2 separate regions of the Homo sapiens genome follow, and region 2 is linked to region 1. Evidence: chromatin contacts called from ENCODE Hi-C or POLR2A ChIA-PET data. All regions are on one chromosome and are shown on one strand. Each heading gives the region's core, a stretch centred on a gene start or an enhancer-like site at or near the end of the contact. The rest is flanking DNA. Distances are from core to core; before and after follow the strand shown. Region 1 holds the start of RPS19BP1 (ribosomal protein S19 binding protein 1). Region 2 holds the start of MRTFA-AS1 (MRTFA antisense RNA 1).

Evidence for each region. A loop is a pair of places that touch in the nucleus more often than their neighbours do. ChIA-PET counts read pairs that join two places held with the same protein, here RNA polymerase II (POLR2A). Pooled maps may share reads with other maps.
Region 2: a loop to region 1 is called in a pooled map, with 2.6 times the contacts of the local background. The contact joins the promoter of MRTFA-AS1 here to the promoter of RPS19BP1 in region 1. A Hi-C loop is called at or near these places in 1 of 168 maps with a recorded cell type or tissue (naive thymus-derived CD4-positive, alpha-beta T cell) and 1 of 50 pooled maps. POLR2A ChIA-PET finds 5 or more read pairs at or near these places in 2 of 52 experiments (A673 and MCF 10A).

The regions. Positions count from the first base shown.
Region 1 is chr22:39,529,416-39,535,515 of GRCh38, forward strand. RPS19BP1 (ribosomal protein S19 binding protein 1) reads right to left here and starts at 3,333. Exons shown (of 4, transcript NM_194326.4): 1 at 3,272-3,333; 2 at 2,980-3,108; 3 at 405-502; 4 at 1-208. The coding sequence starts at 3,323. The coding sequence ends at 77. RefSeq lists enhancers at 48-297, 2,547-3,062, 3,063-3,578, 3,368-3,427, 3,478-3,527 and silencers at 2,788-2,917, 3,098-3,257, 5,329-5,623, 5,489-5,538, 5,599-5,688.
Region 2 is chr22:40,518,280-40,524,379 of GRCh38, forward strand. MRTFA-AS1 (MRTFA antisense RNA 1) reads left to right here and starts at 3,521. Exons shown (of 4, transcript NR_109965.1): 1 at 3,521-4,694; 2 at 5,087-5,161; 3 at 5,246-5,439. The region is part of intron 3 of MRTFA (myocardin related transcription factor A); the gene reads right to left.

The DNA.
Region 1 (6,100 bases), core at 2,083-4,582:
ACGGCCGGTTCCTGGAGCCAGCAGGAGTCGGAGGCTGCAGGGCTTGAAGGCCTCTTCACCGTGCCCTCCAGGGAGCCTAGCTGCCGAAGTATTCCTGCTGGAACTTCTGGAAGTCTTCCTCGGTGAACACGGTGCCCTCAGCCTTCTTCTTCTTGGTCTTGGCCACAGGCCGGTCACAGGCCTTGCGGCCCCGGTTCTGGCGCAAAATCTGGCGAGGGTGCGGGACCGAGGGCCCATCATTTCAAGAGCAGAGGAGGCCCGCAAAGGTCACAGGGGAGTTCGGCGCAGGGCAGGGCTGGCCCAGCCTCCCACCCTATGCTCAGGGCTGAGACCGCCATGGGTCCCTAGGGGAACAGCCTCGGCTCTCACCTCCCAGGTCCCTTCCTATAGTACCCTCGACCAACCTGCTGGCTCACAGACTCAGCCACGGTGCTTCTCGTCCTGGTCAGAAACTTCAGGTTTACTCTGAGGTGGTCTCGACACTCTCGCTTCCGGTACTCGTCTGTGGGTAGCAGGCAGGGAGCACCATTTCAGATTCACTCCCCCTGGAACCATTCTCAGTCCCTGGCCCATGGCCCTGCCAAAGACCTCATCGTTCCCTTCCCAGGTTATTACAGCGGCTGGGCTCTTCTCCATCAAATGCATTCTCCACACAGGTCCTGCTGAAAGCCCCAGGCTCTTGGCCCCCACCCCCATTTTCCAACAATTATGTCCTGAATACTACTCACCAAGGGAGCTACTCTGGAGCTTTCGCTTCAGTGAGAGATGAAGGACAAAGGACCCAGTATTTTAGAAGCGCAAACATTTCATGGAGAAAAACAAAAGAGGAAACAGAAAAGGGGAATTCCAGGGGTGGAGGGTGCAATTTCAAATAGGAGGGAATGAGAAGGTCTCACTGAAATGACTCGAAGAGAGCTGTGGATATCCGGGGAAAGAGCATTTGTCTAGGTAGAGGGAACACCCAGTGCAAAGGCCCTGAAGCAGAAATGTGTCAAATGTGTTTGAAAAACACAAAACAGCTGGAATGGCTGGGTGCGGTGGCTCACACCTGTAATCTCAGCACTTTGGGAGGCCGAGGCAGGCAGGTCACCTGAGGTCAGGAGTTCGAGATCAGCGTGGCCAACATGGTGAAACCCCGTCTGTATTAAAAATAACGAAAATTAGCTGGGTGTGGTGGTGGGCACCTGTAATCCCAGCTACTCGGGAGGCTGAGGCAGGAGCATCGTTTGAACTCGGGAGGCTAGAGGTTGGAGTGAGATGAGACTGCACCACTGTACTCCAGCCTGGGTGACAAAGCAAGACTCCATCTCAAAAAAAAAAAAAACAAACCAAAAACAACAACAAAAACAGCTGGAGTAGGGGGAGTGGGTAGCAGGAAGAGACCAAGTTTGGCTGGGGGTGGGGGTAGGTCATATAGCCCTTGTCAGGCACCCTAAGACCGCCACCTTTTAGTGACTACAATGAGAGCCACCCAGAGGAAAAACAAGGAATGACTTCTGATTTTACACGATCACTTTGGTTGCTGTTGAGAACAAGATTACGGGGGGAGGGGCATGTGGAAGGCAGGAGACCGGCTAGGCTTCTGCAATAATTCAGGCAAGAGACGATGCAGCTTGGAGCAAAGTGGCAGCTGCAGAGGTGTTCTTTCCATTGGCTGCGAGGCTTGCCATTCCTCTCACTCAGCATCTATGTGCCAAAACCTGTGGTGGACACCAAGGCTGCGGACAAGCCCAAGGAGGTGTGTGCCTTTAGGAGCTTCCATCCAACAGGGGAGGTGGGTGAGCACCCAGGACACGACAGTGAGACAAGGGCTGGGACAGATGGGAATGACCTCTGGCACTCCACACTCCTGCTTCATGGCAAGTATCGCTGGGGCTCAAACCTGTCTCACTTTCCTGCCTCCAGACTTTGGCTTAAGTTGTATTTCCTCCTTGGAATTCATAATTCTTTTAACAAATACTTTAACATCTTTTATGCATTAGACTCTAGGGATTCAGACACAGTAAGAGCTTGCCACGTCCTGACACATGTCAAAATATCACCATCTTGCCTACACCAGCCCCTCCGAAAGTCTTTATGTCTATTAAGTGACACTACGTCCCCCAAGAAACTAGGCTCCACCTTCACAGCCAATTCACCACTAAAACCCCTCTAAAGGCTGAAATTCTCTGCTGCCCCCTCTTTAACATATTTTCCACCTGCACAATTCTCTTGTTATCTCTGCTGCTATAGCCACTGCCCAGGCCACAGCATGTCCTATTTCAATGGAGTAGGTAATAGCAGCACTCTGGAGACACAATGCCCGGGCAGCCACAATGCCTGTACCACCTGGGCAGGTGCCTTTTTCTGAATCTGTAAAACGGGGGTGATAGTAGTATCGACCTCAAAGGGCTGCTGTAAGGATCAAACGAGCTTACATTTGTACAGCACTTAGAATCAGCACCTGGTACAGAGTGTTAGTGAATGTGTTTAAATGCTCCATCTTTGATCCTCATTCACTAGGTCACCTTTACCAGCCTTTATTTTTTCAAATTCTCAAAGGCAACAACCTCCTTTCTGACTCAGGACCTTTGCACATACTATTCTTCCTAGAATATTCTCCTACTTTTCACCTAGCTCACTCTTATACATCCTTCAGCTCTCGGCTGAAATGTCGCTTCCTCAGAGAAGGCTGACTTGGCCTAAGTCCCCATCAGAGTACCGTAGTCTTTTAATTCATAGGCTTCAATGCACTTAGCAATGACACACTGGGTTTGATATTCTTTGATGCTTCTCTCCCCACTAGGGCCGTAGTCCACGAGGACCAGGACGGTGGCGTGTTCTGTCACCTTCGTATGTCCAGGGCCCCGCTCCGCGCCTGGCACACAGTAGGTCTAGCAATACCGGGCGAACGCTTCAAGCCCTGCCTCAAGCGCCACCTCCTCTGGGGCGCAGGTCCCAGCACCGGAGGCAGCACTTTCAGCCCCTTCCCGAACTTACCCAGTGCCGACTTGGGCACCTTTCCCTTGGCCGAGTTCCGCAGTTTCTGGGCCTGAATTGCCTTCGTCTTCCGGGGCCGTTTCACCGGAGCCCCTCTCGGCTTGGCCTGACCTGGAGGGTCCCGGGGGGCTGTAGGGGAAGAGAGAGGAAGAGACCCAGGTCAGAGGGCGCGCAGCGTTCCCATGCCACTGGGGCTAAGCCCGGCCTGGATTGTTTTCCATCCAGGGCTCCCGCCCGCAGCCACTACCATCCTCCTGCCCGCGCCGGACGTCCCCTGGCCAGCCCTCCTCACCCTCGGACGCCGCCAGCAGCTCCAGGCCCCGCCGCAGCAGGGCGGCGGACATGGCGGCGCTTGGCTCCGCCCACGAGCCTCACACTACTTCCGACCTGGCAGTCCCTGTCGTCTCGGCGGAAACCCGAGCCCGAACAGAGGGATCCGGAGGGGGATGGGCGGAAGTGCCCATCTTTCTTAGGACGCATGCGTTAGGGGTTTACACTTGAGCGGAAGAAGGGGCGGAAACTGGAGGCGGGTCCAAGGCGCAGAAAGACACATGTGTTACTCAATCCCAATCTACCTGGCTCCTGGCGCTCAGTCCCCTCCTTCCCCGGAAGCCGTCCGCAACCTGCTCCGCCGGGTTGGCCAATCCTCTCGGGTCTCGTGGCTCCGTGGCGGGCTAGGATGGGGACAGGGCGGAGTGTTTTTCATATACTTCAACCAGCACTAGGTATCGCACAGGTTGAGTGCAGCATGAGAATCCAGTTGTCTTCCCTTAAGCCAGACATTAAAGACATATCTTTGTTTTGAAAACTACAATTATTTCTCATAAAATACGTTGTTTATGTTACCAAGCAATGGGTTTATTGTCATTTTAAGTGAATTAATGAATATGTAAAATTTTTGTTTTAGTTTCTAGTATGGCAAATATCAGTTGCCTACATACAAAAGTTCTTTGGGATCCTGAATTTTTTAAAATTTATTTTATTTAATTAAATTAATTTTTTTTTTGAGACGGAATCTCGCTCTGTCGCCCAGGCTGGAGTGCAGCGATCTCGGCTCACTGCAACTTCCGCCTCCCGGGTTCAAGCGATTCTTTTGCCTTAGCCTCCCGAGTAACTGAGATTACAGACGCCCGCCACCACGGCCGGCTAATTTTCTTTTTAAAAAATTTTTAGTAGAGACGGGGTTTTGCCATGTTGGCCAGGCTGGTCTTGAACTCCGGACCTCAAGTGATCCGCCCACCTCAGCCTCCCAAAGTGCTGGGATTACAGGAGTGAGGGGATTCTGAAGTTTTAAATGTAAGAAGCTTCTTAGACCAAAACATTTGAGCCCCTCTGGCCTAGAAGTGACACTGCTTACCTGGGGGAGGAGCCCTGGGCTTGTTCGCTGCTCCATCTGCAGCTGGCAGCCCAGCACCTGGCATGGAGAAGACACGCAATAAGTGAACGGTGAATCAGAAGGGACCACTGGGTTCACTCAGCCGGGTTCTGAGGGCCTTCTGTGTACTTGACACCACAGAGTGTGGGACCTGGAGTTCGTCCTCCGGGATAGACCACACCGTTTAAGCTCCATCGGCTAGAGAGTAATAATAACAACCAACACAAACTCAAGCATTTGTGCTGTTCTACGTGCTTTACATTTGTTAACTTGTTTATCCCCCCTACCCTTCCAGGTAGGAATTGTCTTTTGCATTTTACAGACGAGGAAACAAACACAGAGAGGCGAAGGTCACACGGGTGGAGTCAGGGGTGGGAGTTAAGACTGGCAGCCTGGCCGCAGGATTTGTGGGGGCGCTCCTGTCCCAGCCACCAGGGAGAGCAGTGCTGTGGTGCTGGGTGGGGCCTGTCAAGCCATGGGGTCAGGTAGGCCCCTGGAGGGTGAGGAGGAGCTGACCATGTATGGGCAGCGGGGATTGTTCTAGGCGGAGACCGCTGTAGCGAGGACCTATCCCCTGTGACACACGAGTGGCCCTTCAGGATGCCATGCTGGGCTGGAGGGTCGCAAAGGCCTCAGACTCCATGATTTTGTCCTAAGGGGAGTGTGGGGCCTGGAACCCAGTGACTGTTCAGACATATGCCTCCTTCCTGCTTCTAACATAGCCGGATTGTTGTCTTACTTATTATGTGTATTGCGTATTGTCTGTTTCCCCGCCCATACCCCACTGTAAGCTCCGCAAGGCAGGGATCTTTGTTTTGTTCATTGTTATATCCCTAGCGCCTGGAACAGTGCTTGGCATACGGTAAGAGTTCAGAAACGCACGAAATGAGTGGATGAGAGCTGAGTTTGGGACGCCAGTGAGCCGCTGGGTTGAGGCCCAGGAGGTCGTGGGATGTGCAGCGAGTCAGCCTCTCAGGAGGGCAAAGGACCAAGCTCTGTCCTCCTCCCGATCTAGGCTGAATCAGCCCACGGTCCCCCGGGTGGAGGAGTTTTCTGCCAACGTGCCAGGTGGACCCCTGCAGCGTCCGCAGCCCAGCCGGGCACGGGCGGGACGGCAGGCCAGGCGCTGCCCCAGCCTCCCGCGGAGTTATCAGCACATCCGCGGGGCCGGGCGCATTTCTGCCAATAGGTGGCGCCGCAGGACAGCTTTCTCACGCGGCGAGACTCCAAGGCCTCAGCTGCGCCCACCCGGGCTAGGTGGGGGTGGGGGTCCGGACGTCCTTCTGCCTCGGCTGGCTCCTTGCAGCCAGCACCGTGTGGCCCCGGCTTCCTGCTGTCCCGCACCCCCTCCCACTCTCACCCTGGCCTGGAGGAGTGGCTGGGGAAGCTGAGGCAGAGCCACCAGGCTGGGCTGCCCAGGGCGGGGGGCGAGGTCCCTTCCTGAAAAGTGTGCAAATGACAGCTGGGAGCTGTGTGACCCCAGCAATCCCTTAACAAAGAGTGCCTCAGTTTCCTCATTGGTTGGATGGGGCTTGGCAGGGCAGCATCCCCCTTCTAGGAGAGGTGTGAGAACCGGTGGATCAATACCGTGCCGTGTGGGCCGGGCCTGGGTGGGTCTGCGCCCAGGGACTGCGTGTAGAGGGTGCTACAGCGCTGCCATGCTACCTGCTCCCTCTGGGCAAGACGGGATGGGCAGGGGCAGCCACTGTTGGGCCCAAGCAGATCACCCCACAGCCCGCATTTGGG
Region 2 (6,100 bases), core at 2,271-4,770, 990 kb after region 1:
ATCTGAAGTTCAGGGAAATCTTGTGGGCCTGAGCCCTTAACCTGTGGGGGTCTGCACTAACTCCAGGGAATTAATGTCATAATTGAGTTAAATTGTAGAATATCCAGTTGGTGACCAGATGGTTGGAGAATTGGTTGTTGGTGAGGGAAAAAAAAAAACAAAACCTACACATCTGATGTCATCAGAGGTGGAGTGTTGAAAGGAGTAGTAGAGTACAGAAAAAAACAAAACAGGCCAGGCACGGTGGCTCACGCCTGTAATGCCAGCACTTTGGGAGGCCGAGGTGGGCGGATCACAAAGTCAGAAGATCGAGATCATCCTGGCTAACAAGGTGAAACCCCGTCTCTACTAAAAATACAAAAAAAATTAGCTGGGTGTGGTGGCGGGCACCTGTAGTCCCGGCTTCTCAGGAAGCTGAGGAAGGAGAATGGCGTGAACCCAGGATGCGTAGGTTGCAGTGAGCCAAGATCATGCCACTGCACTCCAGCCTGGGCGACAGAGTGAGACTCTGTCTCCAAAAAAAAAAAAAAAAAAAAAAAAAACCAGTGTCTGTCTTTCCTCTTCATGCACTGTAAACTCTAAGTGTTAGCTATTATCATTTTAAATATATTTATTTTTGCTGGAATTCTTACAAAATCCACTTAGAATTCGATATTCTAGACATATGTCTCTTTTATGTTTTCGTGATTTTTGTTTTGGAGGCTTTTGGTGGTGGTGGTGGTGGTTTTGTTTTTGGGGTTTTTTTTTTTTGAAGCAGGGTCTCACTCTGTTGCCCAAGCCAGAGTGTAGTGGCAGGATCTTGGCTCACCGCAACCTCTGCCTCCCGGTCTCAAGGGATGCTCCTGCATGATCTCTTTTAATAAAGTTAGTCTAATCTGTGCTTAAGGGAAACAATAAAAAAGATGTGTCCACCTGTGAGGCAGAATTTTAAATGGAAAACTACCCCTGAGTTTAGGCTTGGTGGGACCCGAAAAATGAGTGAGGATGGGTACATGGCGTAGAAGGAAATTTGAGGATAAAACTCAGGGCCACCTATAGAGATGGTCCTTCTCACTTAGAGACTACCCTCTAGAACTCTTCTCAAACCTTGGAGGGTTTTGTGTAATATTTCATTTAGTCAGCTCACTTCTTGGAAAGAGATCAGGGTTGAGAGATGAAGGCGATGTTGTTTTAGCGTTACCTACCAGTGCTGCCCTCTCTTCTCATGCTTGCTTACTTCCTTCAGGAGTCATTTTAACTCCAACCTCCTTGTGTCCAAACTGGCTCAAAGCACTCCAAAGTGGAGGTGAAAGGCAATCACGCTGATTTGTTATACCCAATTTGAGACATTTTTCTGTTGTACATAAAAGCAAAAAAGAAATAAAAGCAATAGAATGTTCCATAAACTTAAAAAAAATGTTATAACAATCACACCCACTCATGGGTTCTGAAAAGCACAATAATGGAGTCAGGCTAGTACAAACGCCTAAGAGCAAAGTCTGAGTGAAAGTGATCAATCTAGTTTCACTTTGGAAACTGGATAGAAACTAGCAACGGAAGTCAGACTCTATGAGGTAATTTTTGCAATAGTTGTTGGCCTTATAATTAATAAGAGATAAGATAATTTTAACCTAAAGGTCATTTTAAGCTTACAACAACTAGAGATAATTTTATTATAAGTTTTAAAAACTAACTTTATTGAACTTCAATTCAGACACAATAAACTTCACCTAGTGTACAATTCAAAGCGTTCTGACAATTGCATATGCCTGTATAACCACGACAATAAAGAGATATATTTTCATCCCTAGGGTTTTCTTGTGTCCCTTTGTATTCAATTTCTCCTTCCACTTCCAGCCCCAGGCAATCACTGATCTGCTGTCACTCTAGAGAAACCTGAATTTTTTTCCTCACACAATTTAAAAAATTGAGATACAATTCACATACTATAAAATTCAACCATTCAAAGTGCATAATTCCATAGTTTATCGCAACTAATTCCAGAACATTTTCATTGCCCCAAAAATAAACCCTGTATCCATCAGCAGTCACTCTCCATTTCCTGTTCTGGACATTTCATTTAAATGGAATCACACAATATGTGGCCTTTTATGTCTATGTCCTTTCATTTGGAAAATGTTTTTAAGGTTCATCATTTTTTTTTTTAAGACGAGTCTCGTTCTGTCACCCAGGCTAGAGTGCAAGTGGCTTGATCCCCGTTCACTGCAACCTCCATCTCCCAGGTTCAAGCGACTGTTGTGCCTCAGCCTCCCGAGTAGCTGAGACTATAGGCACATGCCACCAGCCTGGCTAATTTTTCTGTATTTTTAGTAGACATAGGTTTCGCCATGTTGCCCAGGCTGGTCTCAAACTCCTGGGCTCAAGCGATCCACCTGCCTTGGCCTCCCAAAGTACTGGGATTATAGGCATAAGCCACCACACAAGGCCAAGGTTCATTCATTTTATAACATATATCAACAGTGATTTCTTTTTATGAGTGAATAATATTCCATTGTATGGATATACCATATTTTGTTTATTCATCAACTGAAAGACATGTGGGTTGTTTCCACTTTTTAGCTATTTTGAAAAAGCTGCTATGAACATTTGTCTGTGTAAAAATACACAGACAAATGTTTTCAGTTTTCTAGGATATATATCTAGAAGTAGAATTGCTAGGTCACAGGATCTATGTTTAACTTTTTGAAAAGCTGCCAAATTGTAGTTTTTAAACTTTTCATTCTGAGATAATTATAGATTCACATAATAAGAAATAATAAACAGCTCATGTATAAACTTTTCATTCTGAGATAATTATAGATTCACATAATAAATAATACAAAGAGCTCATGTATCCTTTACTCAGTTCCCTCCAATGATAACATCTTGCAAAACTACAGTACAATATTACAACCAGAATACTGGCACTGTTAGTCAACATACACATTTCCATCACCCTGAGGATCCCTCATGTTGACCTTTTATAGCCACATCTACTTTCAGCCCCACACCATCCACAGGCCCTGACAATATGAAGAACCAATCTGTGCTTCATATCTATAATTTTGTCATTTCAAGAATGTTATATAAATAGAATCATACAATAGGTAACATTTTAGGATTGGCTTTTTTCACTCAGAGTAATTCTCAAGAGTCATTCAGGGTGTTTTATTTCTAAAACGTTTAAAGTTTGCCCCTTTTTAAAAGTTGCTGAGCAGTATCCCACAGCCTGAATTAATTAATTAATTAATTAATTATGAGACAGAGTCTCACTCTGTCACCCAGGCTGGAATGCAGGGGTGCAATCTTGGCTCACTGCAACCTCTGCCTCCTGGGTTCAAGCAATTCTCCTGCCTCAGCTTCCCAAGTAGCTGGGACTATGTGTGCCCGCTACCACGCCTGGCCAATTTTTGTATTTTAGTATAGATAGGGTTTTACCATGTTGGCCAGGCTGGTCTCCAACTCCTGATCGCAAGCGATCCACCCACCTTGACCTCACAAAGGGCTGGGATTACAGGCATGAGCCACCACACCCGGCCTCAAATGAATTTTTGGGATGGTACAAGGTAAGAGTCAATGTTCCCTCTCTCTCTCTCCTTTTTTTTTTTTTAAGACGGAGTCTTGTTCTGTTGGCCAGGCTGGAGTGCACTGGCACAATCTCGGTTCACTGCAACCTCCGCCTCCCAGGTTCAAGCGATTCTCCTGCCTCAGCCTCCTGCGTAGCTGGGATTACAGGCGCACGCCACCACGCCCAGCTAATTTTTGTATTTTTAGTAGAGACGGGGTTTCACCATGTTGGTTGGCCAGGATGGTCTCGATCTCCTGACTTCGTGATCCACCCACCTCGGCCTCCCAAAGTGTTGGGATTACAGGCGTGAGACACTGCACCCAGCCCTCTCTTAATTTTTTTAACATACAGATAGCCAGTTCTTTCCTGATTTGTAAGTTTTTATTTAAACCAGAGTTAGAAAAATAATTAAAATAACACTACCTCTAAACACTCAAAACCACTGCTATGACATAATCCTGCCATTTCAGTAGAACAGAAAATCCCCACGCCTTCCCCTCAGCTCGGAGGGCACAGGACTGGGCAGCAAGCTCCACCAGTTTGTAGAAGGAGTTCAACTTCCAGACAGCAGGGAAATGCCTTTCTCTGAAGTTATTACATGAGTTCACACTGAAGGGAAAGAAGAAAGTGAGCCTTATCATTTTCCCAAGATGCTGTGAGATGTGTTGGATTTACTCTCACTCATAATTGTGCAGGATGGTTGTTTTGTTTTGTTTTGAGGCAGGGTCTCACTCTGTCACCCAGGCTGGAGTGCAGTGGTGTGGTCTCAATTCACTGCAACCTCTGCCTCCAGGGTTCAAGCAATTCTCCTGCCTCCGCCTCCCGAGTAGCTAGAGTCACAGGTGTGCACCACCATGCCTTGCTAATTTTTGTATTTTTAGCAGAGATGGGGTTTCATCATGTTGGCCAGGCTGGACTCCAACTCCTGACCTGAAGTGATCCGCCCCCCTCAACCTCCCAAAGTGCTGGGATTACAGACGTGAGCCACTGTGCCTAGCCACAGGTATGTTCGGGATGGTTTCAACCAACATCAATAGAACCAACTAAGAATAGATGGCCTTCAGCAACACAGAGGGGTAGCACAGGAGTTCCAAAGATCAGTAGTTTGAAAATCAGGTCACAGGGAGTCCACGCTATATGATCTTGGGTAAGTCACTTAACATTCTTAGCCCCCCGTCTGTTCACCTGTAAAACCAAGGTTTGTTATCAGGTCATGTCTAAGATCCTTCCCAGTTAAACATTCTAGAATGCCAAAAATAAGCCTATTTGTTCTTTCTTTGAAAAATGAAGAAAAATGGCAAAAAAAAAAAAAAGTTGTCAAATTGTGAACGTTTATCTAACACAGAGAACTATACCAGGAGCAGGTTTTCTTTTTTGTTTCCTGTTTTACCCTATTCTTCCATACTAATTAGACATCATATAAATCCCACATATAAATCCAACACATCTCATAGCATCTTGGGAAATAAAAATAAAATATCTTTTGGAACTGAACTTCTCAACTTTAATATGCATGTGACAATCTTTTTTTTGAGATAGGGTCTCACTTTGTGGCCCAGCTGGAATACCGTGGTGCAAACACGGTTCACTGCAGCCTTGACCTCCCAAATTCAAGTGAGCCTCCCACTTCAGCCCCCTAAGTATCTGGGACTACAGGTGTGTATCACCATGCCTGCCTAATTTTTGCATTTTTTGTAGAGATGAGGTTTCACCATGTTGCCTAGGCTGGTCTCAAACTTCTGACATCAAGCAATCTGCCCACCCTGGCCTCCCAAAGTGTTGGGATTACAGCTGTGAGCCACTGCACCCGGCAAATAATCTTTTTAAAACAGATTGTGATTCCGCAGGTCTGAGGTGGCGTCTGAGATTCTGCATTCCTAATAGGCTTCCAGGTGATACAAAGGCTGCCAGACCTTGGAACATACTTTGAGTAGCAAGGTATTAGAAGAATACGGACATAGTATCTGTTTGAGTAACCTAATTAATGTTGATACCTAAGTTTTCAGTACTTTACATAACCAAATAAATTAGTCTTATGGCACTGATTTGAGGAATATAATCTTATCGATTCCCAAGAGAATATACTAAGAAAACAGTTCAAAAAATCAAGTTTAATTAATATTTTAGTTCCTCAAGATCCTATTTGCAAGGAAAAACAGAAAAACAGAAAATCAGAAAGATACAGCATCATGAATTGTTAAGGACAATTTTCACACCCTATAGTCAATGAGCAAAATATATTGCAGAAATGCACTTTCAAAAAATTAAAACAGGCTGGGCAACATAGTGAAAACCTGTCTCTCATTAAAAAAAATTTTTTTAGCTGGGCCTAGTGATGTGCACTTGCAGTCCCAGCTACTCAGGAATCTGTGGTGGGAGGACCACCTGAGCCTGGGGAGGTCCAGCCTGCAATGAGCTGTGATTATGCCACTGCACTCCACCCTGGGCAGCAGAGTGAGACCCTGGCTCAAAAATAAAAGCTACACAAAAAAATAATTAAAACATTGTATACTAACACCACCATTTTATGCCTACAACAAATCAGATTATTCT